Linked DNA regions of Homo sapiens: regions 2, 3 and 4 are each linked to region 1. The links are chromatin contacts, found by Hi-C or POLR2A ChIA-PET in ENCODE. All regions are on one chromosome and are shown on one strand. Each heading gives the region's core, a stretch centred on a gene start or an enhancer-like site at or near the end of the contact. The rest is flanking DNA. Distances are from core to core; before and after follow the strand shown.

Region 1 (2,784 bases), core at 200-2,699:
CTTCCAATCTATGAAGACCCACCGAAGTTTTTGGTTAAAGTAACCTGGTGACTGCCCACAATACAAGTACAAAAAAAGCTCAGGGACGCTTTCATCAGTCATCTTCCAAGATAAGTTTCTCAACCATTGTTTGTTGTAAGGAACATATCCAGGTAGGAATCCAGGCTGCAACTACTCAAGCCAAGATGATCATCCCAGAATAAACTATTTTATGCAAAATATCCTACACTCAAAAATTCCTGTGCCAGGCCGATGAGGTCCTCAAATTAATACTCCAAATATCTGTAAGACTCCGAAAGGACCCCAAGCCACCGGCTGTGATAAAGGAAAAAAGAAAATTACTAATACTCAAAAATATTTTACCTTCTATTCTCGGCGGGAGGTGACAAGGGGAGGTGGCGAGGGGTACCATCTCCCTTCCTAACCGCAGAACTCAACCTCCTAAAAATGCATTGTCTCCGCTGGAAAAAAGGTGCCTGACCATAGACCTAATGCAGCTTTCAAAACAAGGAACACCTTACAATTCTGCGGTCTCTGGCGTTGGAAGCGTCTACCAGCCGGCGAGAAGTGTCTCAACACACCTTCCAGACCTCATATGAGTTCGGGTCCCTGGCTTAGCCACCCCGCGTGTGGCCGCAAGCATCACCGTTCACCAGCACCACCCAGGCCTTGCTGACGTCCAACGTCCGCAGACCTTTTTGCCCGTCCGGATGACCTCCCGCGCTGCCCTGAGGAACCTCGGGCACACCCGAGCATCAGCGATCCTACCACGGGCTCTGAGGCGCTGCGCTTCGGGAGAGGCCCCAGGAGAAGGGGGCGGGGGAGGGGGGGCCGCGCCACAGCGTCCAGGCTGGACCGCCGCCGAGCACCACTCACCGGCCACTGACTCTTCAGAATGGGGAAAAGCTGGGGACGCCGCGGGGAGGACGGGCGGCGGGGCACAGCCGCCCTCGGGGCTGCGGTCAGGACGTAGGGGTGAGGAAGGCCCGACCCCCTCCCTCGGCCCTGCCCACCAGTCCCCGACGCCGGGACTTCCTCCTCCCGAGCGCCGGCGCCGTAGCCCGGGGAAGGCCGGTAACCGCCGCGGGAGGCTGGGGCCGCGCCCGGGGCGAAGGCCGAGGGGACCGCAGGCGGTGGGGCGCGCGCGGCTGGGCCCGGGAACTCACCCGCCGGCGAAGAGGTGAAGCAGCGTGTTCTCCTTCTGCTGGCCGCCCGTCGCCATGGCCGCGCCGGCTCCGCGGCCCGTCGCCGCCCGGTGGCGAGAGCGCGTGGCGGCTCGAGGGATGCGCGAGGTCGCCGGGTCTTGTCTCCCCGCTGCCCTCAGGGGGCTGCCGGCAACGCCTCCATGCGCGCGCGGGCTCCAACGCCCGGCTCTGCTCGGCCCGCGCCTTCCGCGGCGTGGCCGCCGGCGCCTCACCGGCCTCTGCGGCGCGAGCCCGGCGGGGAGCTAGAGCCCGGCGCGCGGCCGTCACGTGGCGGGGGCCGGACCGTGACGTCACGGGCGCGCGAGTCTGGGGCGGGGCGTGACGGGGGTGTGGACCCAAATTTCGAGCGCTCATTGGTTAGGACGCGGATGTGGGCGGGGAGGTTGCGCAGTTCTGGGGCGGAGCCAGCCCCGAGCGAATGACTGGGGAGAGGGGCTGGCCTAGGCCGGAGCGTGGAGGCAGTGGAAACTGGCTGTGACTGACTGGTCCTCGCTCCTCAGAGAAGCCTCGCGAGGCCCTAGGCCTTGCCTTATTTTAAAAGTTTACTTTGTGATATTTACGTGTGCAAAAGGTGTACAAATTACGTGTTACATCTCACACCTCTGTACTCACCACCCCGTTTAGGGAAACAAAAACATAATCTAAAAATCTATAATCTAAACAGCCTTAGATAATCAGTGAGGCCCTCACGGTGGCTCACGCCTGCAATCTCAACACTTTGGGAGGCCGAGGCGGGCGGGCGGATCGCCTGAAGCCAGGAGTTACAGACCAACCTGTCCAAGACGGCGAAACCGTGTCTCTACTAGAAATACAAAAGTTAGCCGGACGAGGCGGCGCACCCCTGTCATCCCAGCTACTTGGGTGGCTGAGGCTGGATAATCGCTTGAGCCCGGGAGGCGGGGGCTGCAGTGAGCCAAGATCTTGCCACTGCACTCCAGCCTGGACGACAAAGCGAGACTCTGTCTCAAATAATTAATAATCATTATCATTATGTGGATTTTTGATCTCCCTATAAGTAGTAGTATATGCTGCGTATATTTTGCAGTATGCTTTTTGCTTCTTTTCTGATCATCTCCAGCCCAGACCTAGATATCCAAACTGCTTCTCTCAGCCTATGTCACTGGGTCATTGTCATACTCAACCTGACATCTTCTAATCTCCAGGTCTCCCCCAGATGGAGACTTTCCTGGCCGCCTTTGCAGCGCAGTCTGTCACACGACTATAGAACCAGGGCTTCTGCAGTTAGTTTGTTGATTTATTTAAGTTGTCCTTCCCATACAGGAATGTAAGCTTCAGGAGAGCAGGGACCTTATTTCTTTTGTTCACAGTTGTTCCTGACACAGTACCTGCCACCTAGTAATGCCCAAGGAGCTAATGAATAAAGGTCCCAAATTGAACTTATCATTCTTCCCCTCCCCCAAACCTGCTCTACCTCTATTTCCTGTCCTGGCAGTGACACCACTGACTGCACAGGCACCAGTGCCAGAAGCTTTCCTGTTACCTTGGACTATGTCTCTCTGTCTGTCTCTCTCTCAGCAGACCACCATTCACCTGCAGAACGTACCAACCCTTTCTCTTC
Region 2 (2,784 bases), core at 91-2,590, 380 kb after region 1:
CGAACTCCTGACCTCAAGTGATCTGCCCGCCTCGGCCTCCCAAAGTGCTGGGATTACAGGCATGAGCCACCACACCCGGCCCCAAAAATGTCTTTAGATATTGCCAAATGTCCCCTGGGTGACAAAATCATCCCCCAAACTGCTGGATTAGAGGCTTTGGAAATGGATTTTCTGTGACCACTGCTTCACCATTGTAAGCTGCCTCTCATTTGGGTGCAGTTTTCTTTGTTCCTTTTCCAAAAAGCTGACCTCATCGGGCCCATTTGTTTGTTTCGTTGACTCACCCAGTCTAACCGCAAGCAGCCTTCCTCCTCTGGGGGATCCCAAATGACTTATCATGGGACTTTGTATGTAAATTTCAAAGATTATTTTCTACTAAATCAGAGGCAGAAATCCTCAACTTCTTTTTTAGCAGCCTTGGTAAATACTTCCTTAGAGTGTTTAAGGGGCGTGCCGCACTCCTGCTGGTGGTCTGATTGTGAACACCTTTGCTGTTCAGTTCCCTGAAATCGCCAAATATTTCCCTCTCCTTTGGGTCTCAGCCCAGTGACTAGCGGATGATCTAAGGGCCAGGGCGGTCTGAGTTGGCTAGTGCACCGGGGATTTTCTTAAGGCCTTTGACCCGGGGACTGGTGTGGGAGGAAGGCAAAGGCCTGGTTGTTTATGAGCAAGGAGGAGTCAGGTCCGAGGATGGAGCCCTTCGGGGTCACTGCCCTGGGCCCTGCCCCTCTCCTGCACATCAGGCCCCTTGGACAAGGCCCGTGTGTTTGCAGGACCCTCTTGGGGCAGCAGAGCAAGGGCTGGCTTTGAGAGAGAGCCTCACTTTTTTGTTTTTTTTTTTTTTTTTTTTTTTAAGTAGAGACGGGGTTTCTCCATGTTGGTCAGGCCAGTCTTGAACTCCTCACCTCAGGTGATCTGCCCTCCTCGGCCTCCCAAAGTGCTGGGATTACAGGCGTGAGCGACCGCGCTCGGCCAGGGCTTCACTTTCAAGCTCAGTGCTGCTCTGAGGGGTGGACACAGCCCTGATGTCAGTAGCTGAAGACCTGCCTGGCCACACTCAGCAGCAGTTAGCCTTCTCCTCCCGCGCCCCGTGAACAAGGCTGTACCCTGGGAGGTTGGGCTCTGTCTGAATTCCATCACAGGTCCTCTCCTGGGCCTTGCCCTGCTTTGTTGCCTCCTTAGGAGGATGTCTTCTGGTTTCCTAGGAAGGGCTTTATATCTTAACATCCACCCTGCATTCAAAACCCAAGTTATCAAGACCACAGGGCACCACAACCCTCCTCTTGGCCTTGCGGTTTCTATTCTTCAGTGACTCCCAGAGGTTTGGCTTGATTGGCAGCTTAGAAGCACATGATTGAACTTGAGCAGTGGTTGAAACTCAGAGTCAGATGCCTGACCCGCCCCAATCCCAGGCACAGAGTCTGACCTCACACCCAGGCTGTGCTGTGTACTCAGTTGTTCAGTATCGACTTGAGCTTGACGGGCATCAGGGGCCAGGGAGTGAAAGGGAAGAGAAGCCAAATCTGGCTGCTAAGGGCTCTCAGTCCTGGAGGGCAGGAAAATAGTGGCCTTGCCGCTAGACCTGATGCCACCTGCCCCTCCAGCTGTACCCCCTCAACACCTTGGGTAATACCTCAAGCCCCACGTCCTCTTCCAAGCCAGATAGGACCCCAAGTGCTGGGTGATCCTTATTGAAGGGTAGGGACAGGAGGGACCCGTGGGATTGTGTGTGCTCAGAGCGGAGTTCAGGGGCACCTGAGGGCAAACTGTCTCTTTGCTCCCAGGGCTGTCCTCCGTGCCTTTACCTGTGCTGGGCCCTGGCAGAGCTCTGAGTCTTCTGGATTCCAGCGTCCATAGTAGCTAGTCTGTCCACTGCTGGAGAAAAGCTGCTTTCCCAAAATAGCCACCCAGGGGGAAAGAGCAGCCCTGGAATTTGACCCTGACGATCACCGTGACGGGGCTGCTGGCCCCACCTGGCCTGACCTCCACGACATCACGGAAGGACTGTTGGTTAGTTGTGGGGGCCAGGATTTTTCCTCTGTCCCCCTCCCCTCTTCTTCTTCCCTTTCTTCTTTCTCTCTGCCAGCTTCAGGTTTGAAATTCCAGTGACACCGAGGGAGATGCTCCAGTGCCTGTCCGGCTGGGGGGCAGGTCACATGGTGGGAGCAGAGAGGGGAGGGCACTTGTGCGCCTGCACCTCTTGGCAGGTGAATGCACACCTATGGAGGGGCCTGGGTGCTGGCAGCGAGCCCCGCTCCCTGCGGCTGTGCCAGGCCCAGAGGCGGCAGCGAGCCCAACAGGTCAGACAGGTGGAGCCAGGCTGGGGAAGCTGCAGGACCAGAGCTGACATCCGATCAATCCAAGGTCCTTCTTTGGCCCACAGAGCAGGTAACCCACCCTTTTCTTTCTTTTTTTTTTTTCTTTCTTTCTTTTTTTTTCTGGTTTAATTCACTGACAACTTTAGGGAACATTTACAACCCGAGAAAAAGGCCATTGAGATTGGGGGGCAATCGCGAATTGTTTGGAGAGGGATTTGTGGTGTTTTGTGTGGAGGAAATTTGGCCTCGGCATTAGAAAAGCATTTCTAATTTTCAGGTCTTTGATTCTGAAAGCAGATTTCTTATGGAGCCTGGGTGCTGGGTGGCATATTGGGGAGGCAAAGCCCAGAAGCCATGAGGGTTTTCCTGTGACTGCTGATGGAACACCGTGGGAGGCTGTAGTTTGGTGGCCTGTTTGCCTCCATAAGGAGGGGTTGGGGCAGAGACAGGGTGGTCGGGGGACTGC
Region 3 (2,784 bases), core at 196-2,695, 360 kb after region 1:
TCCTCCTAAAGAATCGTCTTCTCCCAGTGCCGGAGGAATGAGTCCCCCGTTCTCACCCCGGGGAGCGGTTGCCTCGTGAGTCCAAGGAGAATCCGCCCTTTCGTTTTGCGCAGGTGGAGATCTCGCGGGCCCAGTTCGGAGTCCTGCAAACTGTGAGTGTGCGAGGAGGGCTTGTTTCTGATGAAACCATTTCTGTCCCGTAACAACCCTGAGGGCAGAAACCCTTACAAAAGGAGCCACCGAGAGATTTGCTGTCCGCTTGATACTGGGGCACGGTGGTCCTGGGGGCAGCTTGTCCCGGAAGGGCGCGGGGCGCACTGGCTGGGATCTATAATGGTTGGGGCAGGAGGGTGGGTGGGGAGCCCCTTCTCCATGGCGGCGGGAGGTCTTCGGCGCTGCCCCTGCCCGCGCCTCCCTGCCCACCCCAAGGGCGCCCGACCGTGCGCGCAGGGCAGCGTGGAAAGGGTGGGAAATGCAGGGAGCGCGCCTTGGGGGCTGCCCCATGCTCCCCCCTGTAGCTCCGCGCTCAGGACCCGCGTCCGACTTTGCGTCTCTGGGAACCTTTAAGGCCGGTGAGGGGGGCTGAGCCGCGGCCCCTCGGCTGAGCCAAGCCCTGCCCCACGCAAGGTCCCCAGCCTGGCGCACCCGGCTCCCCAGCGCCGCGCGCCGGCCATGTCCCTTCCCACCCCAGCCCCCCGGGACCCGAGAGCCGTGCGGGGCCGAGCCTCGTGCCCCGAGGCACGCCGAGCCAAGTCACCCCTGCAGCCCGCGGCGCCGGAACTTGGGGGCGCAGTGAGTGGGGGCAGGGCGCCGGGCCGGCGGGCGGTGGCCGTGGCTGGGTGCCGGTTCCTGGCTTTAGAAGTCCTTTCGCATCTTGTTGAATCCGGGGCTGCATTGGCCCTCCGAGCTCTCCGGACTGGCAACGTCGCAGAGACAACAGGTCCTGACCCGGGACAGACCCCACACCCGCGTCCAGGACGTGGGTTTCTTCCCTCTTCCAGGCGAGAGGCCCTCGGACTGGGCGTCGCGGCGAGCCCCCCGTGGTTTCTGTTTGCTTTTGTACGGTCCCCCTTCCCCCCACCACCCTGTCCCGGCCCCACCCGGGCCTTGGTCCCACCGCGAAGGGGCGAGGAGTCCCCGGAAGGGTCGCGATGGCCGGGGAGTCCGGGACCTCGGCTCTGGGTAGGCGCGCCCCGCGACCCAGCGGCGGCGTGGGCGAGGGGCGCTGCGCAAACTACGCGCTCTCGCTGGGGAAACGCCAGCCCAGGCGGGCGGCGGCGGTGAAGGGGATGAGGACCAGGACCCCGTGCCCGGCGGGACTGGCCCCGCACCCCACGCCGCCCCCCTGCGGTGCGCACCGCATCTGCGCCCTAGGCCGAGGCCAGGCTCCGACCCCTCCCCCGCACCGACGTGATTCGGATCGCGCGGTGCTGGCGCCGCCTTCATGCGCCCTGCCTGGCCCCCACCTGGTCCTCTTTCCTTTTCAGGTGGAGGAGATGCCGCTGTCCCGTCGGTCTGGGGACAGCCCAGCTCCCCGGATCCCGGGCTGGAGAGACGCGTCGCGGCCCCGGGGCCTGGTGGCACGAGCAGGAAGGAGGACCCGGCGGCGGGCTCTGCCTGGGCTTGCCTGGGCTTGTTCCGAGCCGGGCTGCTTCTCGGTGACCACGCAGATCGGGGGCATTTGGAGATTTTGCGGGAGTCCTGCAGCCAAGCTCCGGGGCAGGAGAGGCCTGGAAGCCTGCACTACCTGCTCGCCCCGTCCCAGCATGCACCCAGGTAAACGCTTGTGTTTCTCAGTCCGTGCGAAAGTTTGCAAAGAAGGAGGCGGGAACTAGACCAACAACTTTAATAATCATAGTCATAATAATGAAAACCCTGTTCAATTGTGTAGCCTCCGTAAGGGGAAGAATTTCCAAGAAGCAACAAAATGTTCTTTGATTTCATAATCTCTGGGGAGAAAGGATTCCTTTTTTGGGGTTTTGCTCGGCTAGTTCTTTCTTCCCTCCTCTATCTCCAGCGTGGGGCGAGGAAGGCCGACTGGTTCATGGGTGGCAAATGGGGACCCTGGCTCTCTTGCGCTGCTGGCCACGGTGATATTGCAGCAAATGCTCAACCTCCCCAGTTCCTCTCCTCACCTTGAAAGTGGAGGCATTGATACTAGCCACCCATGGTTGCAAAAAACTCGCATGAAAGGGAAAGGAAAAGTGCTTCGGTCACTAAAGTAGCGTTGTCTAAGAGGTCAAGGCTTTGGAAGACTTTTGCTCTAGAAGAGGGGAACGGGAGAGGGGCTTTCAGCCAACCTGGCCCCGAGGTGAACGCGCGCGCCCCCTGCTGGCTGGAGCCCTGTCCAGCCTGTGAGCCGCCAGTGGGGAAGGAGACTGAGGGGAGGTGGTCCCTGGAGTTCCTTGCTCCTGGCCTGGAGCAGCAGGTGCCAGTGCTCCTGAGGCCCCCTCTCTCAGGTTACGTGGATGGGGCCTGTAGCACAGACAGGGCACATGCTTCAGCACCTCCCTGTTTCTGCGTCAGGTGGGGGACATGAGCTAGGCTCTGCAGAAGGTTCCAGAGCCTGGGCCTTCCTGTTGCATCCACACTAGGCTCCTGGAGCCCAGAGGTGGCTGGGATCTCTGCATACATGCATGTGAAACTCTAGCAGATACCAAGTCATGTTAAGGGGGCTAAACGGCCCACTGCAGTTATGTTAGCCAGTTCTGCCTCTGCCCAGTTCTGAGATATCTTTGGGACAAATGGCCACTCCTCTGAGCCCCTGTGTCTTCCTGCATGAGC
Region 4 (2,784 bases), core at 193-2,692, 280 kb before region 1:
CAAGATGGAATCTGTAGGCTTTGGTGCAGGACGCTTACGGGGAACACGGCTCAGGGAGTTGGATTCCAGATTGCTTTTGAAGCCTTCCCCAGGTCACATCACACCGCTGTTCCCAGCCGTTCCAGGTCTTCCTGTTGACTGTAGGATCAAGTCCATTCCCCCAATCTGACCTCAGTCTACGTTTTTGGGCTCTTTGCCCACTAGTCTCCTAAATAAGTCCTCTGCGCCCCACAAACCAGTCTCCACCCAGCCTCCAGTGCTGCCAGCCTCCTCCACCCCCACCTGGAGCAGTGACATTCATGGATAGCTCCTCCAGCGGTCTCGAAAAATGAACATTTTAGGGTTCCACTTTTTGCTGTTGGTGTCCCCCTAATGCGAACATCCTGTCCTTGAGGGCTGATTCTTTTTACAATAGTTGTCCCAACGGGGGAAGTCATTTCACCTTTCTGACTTAGTTTCCTTATCTGCAAAATGGAGCCAGTAGTGTCTCATAGGGTACAGTGCCTGCACACACGCCCATCCACGGCTGTTCCAGGCCTTTCCTCCACTGCGGGGGGGTGCCAGGGGTCCAGAGGCGAGGAGGAGGGGGCCGCTGGACGCTGGGAAATTGGGAGGACCCCAAGATCCCTGTAGGGATCCACGGTAGAGGGGGAGGGCTTCTCTGTCCTCTCTATCCATTCGGACCTCCGCATTTCTAAGAACCAGCATCGCACCATGTCACTGAGAAAGAGCGCGCACACCAGCCGCCTTTTGAAAGTCACAAATAGATTCCTTCAGTGAATTCAGGACAGACTCCCCGGGGGCAGGTCCCGGGGCGGGAGCCGGTGTGGGTAGTGCTGCGCGGCCCTTAACTGTTTACCAGGCGCGTTTCGCTGACCTCGTCTCCTGGACCCCCTTTCGTGACCCCTCTCAACACCTCTACTGGGGAGACGAGGACCCCGAGGTTCTGGGGGGCGACGCGACCTGCCCGAAGTGACAAGGGTCCTGGGCCGCACTGCTCCGCCGGGGTCTGCGCTCCTCGGCGGAGCGGGTGGGAAGGATGAGTCCTCGGGGTGGAGAAGGAGGAGCGGGTCCCCGGGTACCGCTCACCCGGCCTTAGGAGCCCGGGAGCGCGCGTAGGGACGCGGAGTTGAGGCTCTCCATCTGCGGCCAGGGAAAGGGATACAGTCCCCCGGGCCCCTCCCGGCCGCTCGGAACCCACCCCAGGCGCGTCCCCGCGGGCGCGCGCTCCAGGCGGGGCCGACGGGCTCGGAGGCGCGCGCCCGCTGCCGGGTCCGCCGCGCGCGCTCCCTCCGCTCCTCTCCCCCGCCCCTCCCGGGCCCGCGCGCTCCCAGGGTCCGCCGCGCGCGCGCCTCGCGTCGCTCCCCATCCCCGCCCCTCCCGCCGCCACCCCGCCCCCGGCCGGGTACCCTCGCCGGACCCGAGAGAGAGCGCCGCCGCCATCTTAGTTGCTGCCGCTGCCTTCAGCAAGACGCTGCTCTGAGGCGGGGAGGGCGCCGCGTCCTGAGCGCGCGGCCCAGCGTCACGGCGGCGGCGGCGGCGGCTCCTCCTTGGACCCCCGGAGCTCCCCGCGCCGCGGAGCAGCTAGCCCCAGGCCCCTAGAGCCCCGAGAGCTCCGAGAGCTCCGCTCGGCGTCCCGCGCGCCTCCCTGCCGCTCCCGCCCCGGGCTGGCGATGCTGCGCCGCCCCGCTCCCGCGCTGGCCCCGGCCGCCCGGCTGCTGCTGGCCGGGCTGCTGTGCGGCGGCGGGGTCTGGGCCGCGCGAGGTAAGCCCCGGGGCTGGGCCGGGCCGCTGGGTCGGTGCGGGATTCGGGTCCGGGTGCAGGATTCGGGTCCCGGTGCGGGGATTCGGGTCCGGGTGCGGGAGTAGGGCCGGATGCCGGGATTCGAGCCGGGATGCGGGGAGTCGGGTCCGAGCGCAGGGAGCCGGGTCAGGGCGTGGGGTTCGGGTTGGGGGTCGGGCTCGCGGAGCCGGGGCCAGGGCGCAGGAGACTGTGGGCGCGCGCTGCAGGCGTCCCGGGGAAGCCAGGCTCCGTCCCGGGCGGGGCTCCTGAGCCTGGGCTGCCCCCACTGCAGCCCATGGTGGTGGCTGCGCTGATTTGGGGGAACGTGCAGACGGGCCGAAGGGTCAGTCCGCCCTGCTCAGCGGCGCACGCAGGCTGGGGCTGCACCCCTGGGTGAGATGCTCTGTGTACGTGTGCTCAGATGTGCATCAGGCGGGGGGTGCACGCACAGTTTTGGTGTGTGCTTACATAAGAGCCCACTCCTCCGCATCCCGTTTCCAAGATCCCGATTCTGTGTTGCTGCACCGCGGACACCACGACTTCGCCCCTTTCCGCCTCCTCCCAGAGTCCTTCAGACGTTGTCTGTTTCCAGTGGAGCCGAGGCTGAAACTTAGTGCTTCCCTCCCACCTTTTCACCCAAAGGTGAAATCGCGATGAGATTTGCGACCGCGGGCTCACCCAGTGTTAGAAATCTCCGTCTCTGCTACCCCTGGTGCCTTGGTGCTGTTTTTCTGACGGTCATTTAGACCGTGGAGGGTTAGATGTTCTCTACAAAAACGAGAAACCTCTCTGGTTTTTTAGGATTGTAGGACCGAAATTATTTTATGGCTCGGTGGGAAGTAGTATTTCTTGGCTAATTTATTATTAGCTTTTAACCTTCATCCACTTAACCTTTTAAACCTTGCATGCCTCTGCTATTGACTGGTCTTGCCAACGAAAAGCTTACGCATTGCAGATACAGTATTTGCTTCTGAGTGGATCTTGAAATCGTAAACATTTTCC

What was found. A loop is a pair of places that touch in the nucleus more often than their neighbours do. ChIA-PET counts read pairs that join two places held with the same protein, here RNA polymerase II (POLR2A). Pooled maps may share reads with other maps.
Region 2: a loop to region 1 is called in a pooled map, with 9 times the contacts of the local background. The contact joins the enhancer-like site here to the promoter of SLC25A33 in region 1. A Hi-C loop is called at or near these places in 4 of 50 pooled maps. POLR2A ChIA-PET finds 5 or more read pairs at or near these places in 2 of 52 experiments (HepG2 and Panc1).
Region 3: a loop to region 1 is called in a pooled map, with 25 times the contacts of the local background. The contact joins the promoter of MIR34AHG here to the promoter of SLC25A33 in region 1. A Hi-C loop is called at or near these places in 7 of 50 pooled maps. POLR2A ChIA-PET finds 5 or more read pairs at or near these places in 2 of 52 experiments (PC-3 and Panc1).
Region 4: a loop to region 1 is called in a map of B cell, with 11 times the contacts of the local background. The contact joins the promoter of CLSTN1 here to the promoter of SLC25A33 in region 1. A Hi-C loop is called at or near these places in 3 of 168 maps with a recorded cell type or tissue (B cell and CD8-positive, alpha-beta T cell), 1 of 37 single-sample maps with no recorded cell type and 8 of 50 pooled maps. POLR2A ChIA-PET finds 5 or more read pairs at or near these places in 1 of 52 experiments (naive thymus-derived CD8-positive, alpha-beta T cell).

The regions. Positions count from the first base shown.
Region 1 is chr1:9,538,130-9,540,913 of GRCh38, reverse strand. It overlaps SLC25A33 (solute carrier family 25 member 33), which reads right to left and starts at 1,449. Exons shown (of 7, transcript NM_032315.3): 1 at 1,167-1,449. The coding sequence starts at 1,222. RefSeq lists enhancers at 594-723, 1,390-1,684 and silencers at 794-1,153, 1,174-1,693.
Region 2 is chr1:9,161,611-9,164,394 of GRCh38, reverse strand. All of the region lies in intron 1 of MIR34AHG (MIR34A host gene), which reads left to right. Among named protein-coding and RNA genes, the nearest start is that of MIR34A, 11 kb to the right of the region's middle. RefSeq lists an enhancer at 141-470 and silencers at 1,401-1,470, 1,621-1,690. Within about 2 kb of position 1,340, at least 31 of the 41 ENCODE cell types and tissues checked have a DNase peak (open chromatin) inside an H3K27ac peak, as active enhancers do; they include Panc1, where a contact is called at or near this core.
Region 3 is chr1:9,180,999-9,183,782 of GRCh38, reverse strand. MIR34AHG (MIR34A host gene) reads left to right here and starts at 1,445. Exons shown (of 2, transcript NR_132742.1): 1 at 1,445-1,776. It overlaps LNCTAM34A (long non coding transcriptional activator of miR34a), which reads right to left and starts at 1,579. Exons shown (of 3, transcript NR_132738.1): 1 at 1,467-1,579; 2 at 1-150. RefSeq lists enhancers at 1-307, 1,508-1,857, 1,169-2,029, 1,968-2,117, 2,030-2,784 and silencers at 588-697, 708-797, 1,108-1,467.
Region 4 is chr1:9,822,623-9,825,406 of GRCh38, reverse strand. It overlaps CLSTN1 (calsyntenin 1), which reads left to right and starts at 1,442. Exons shown (of 19, transcript NM_001009566.3): 1 at 1,442-1,764. The coding sequence starts at 1,674. RefSeq lists silencers at 1,181-1,240, 1,261-1,310, 1,481-1,630, 1,641-1,720 and an enhancer at 852-1,568.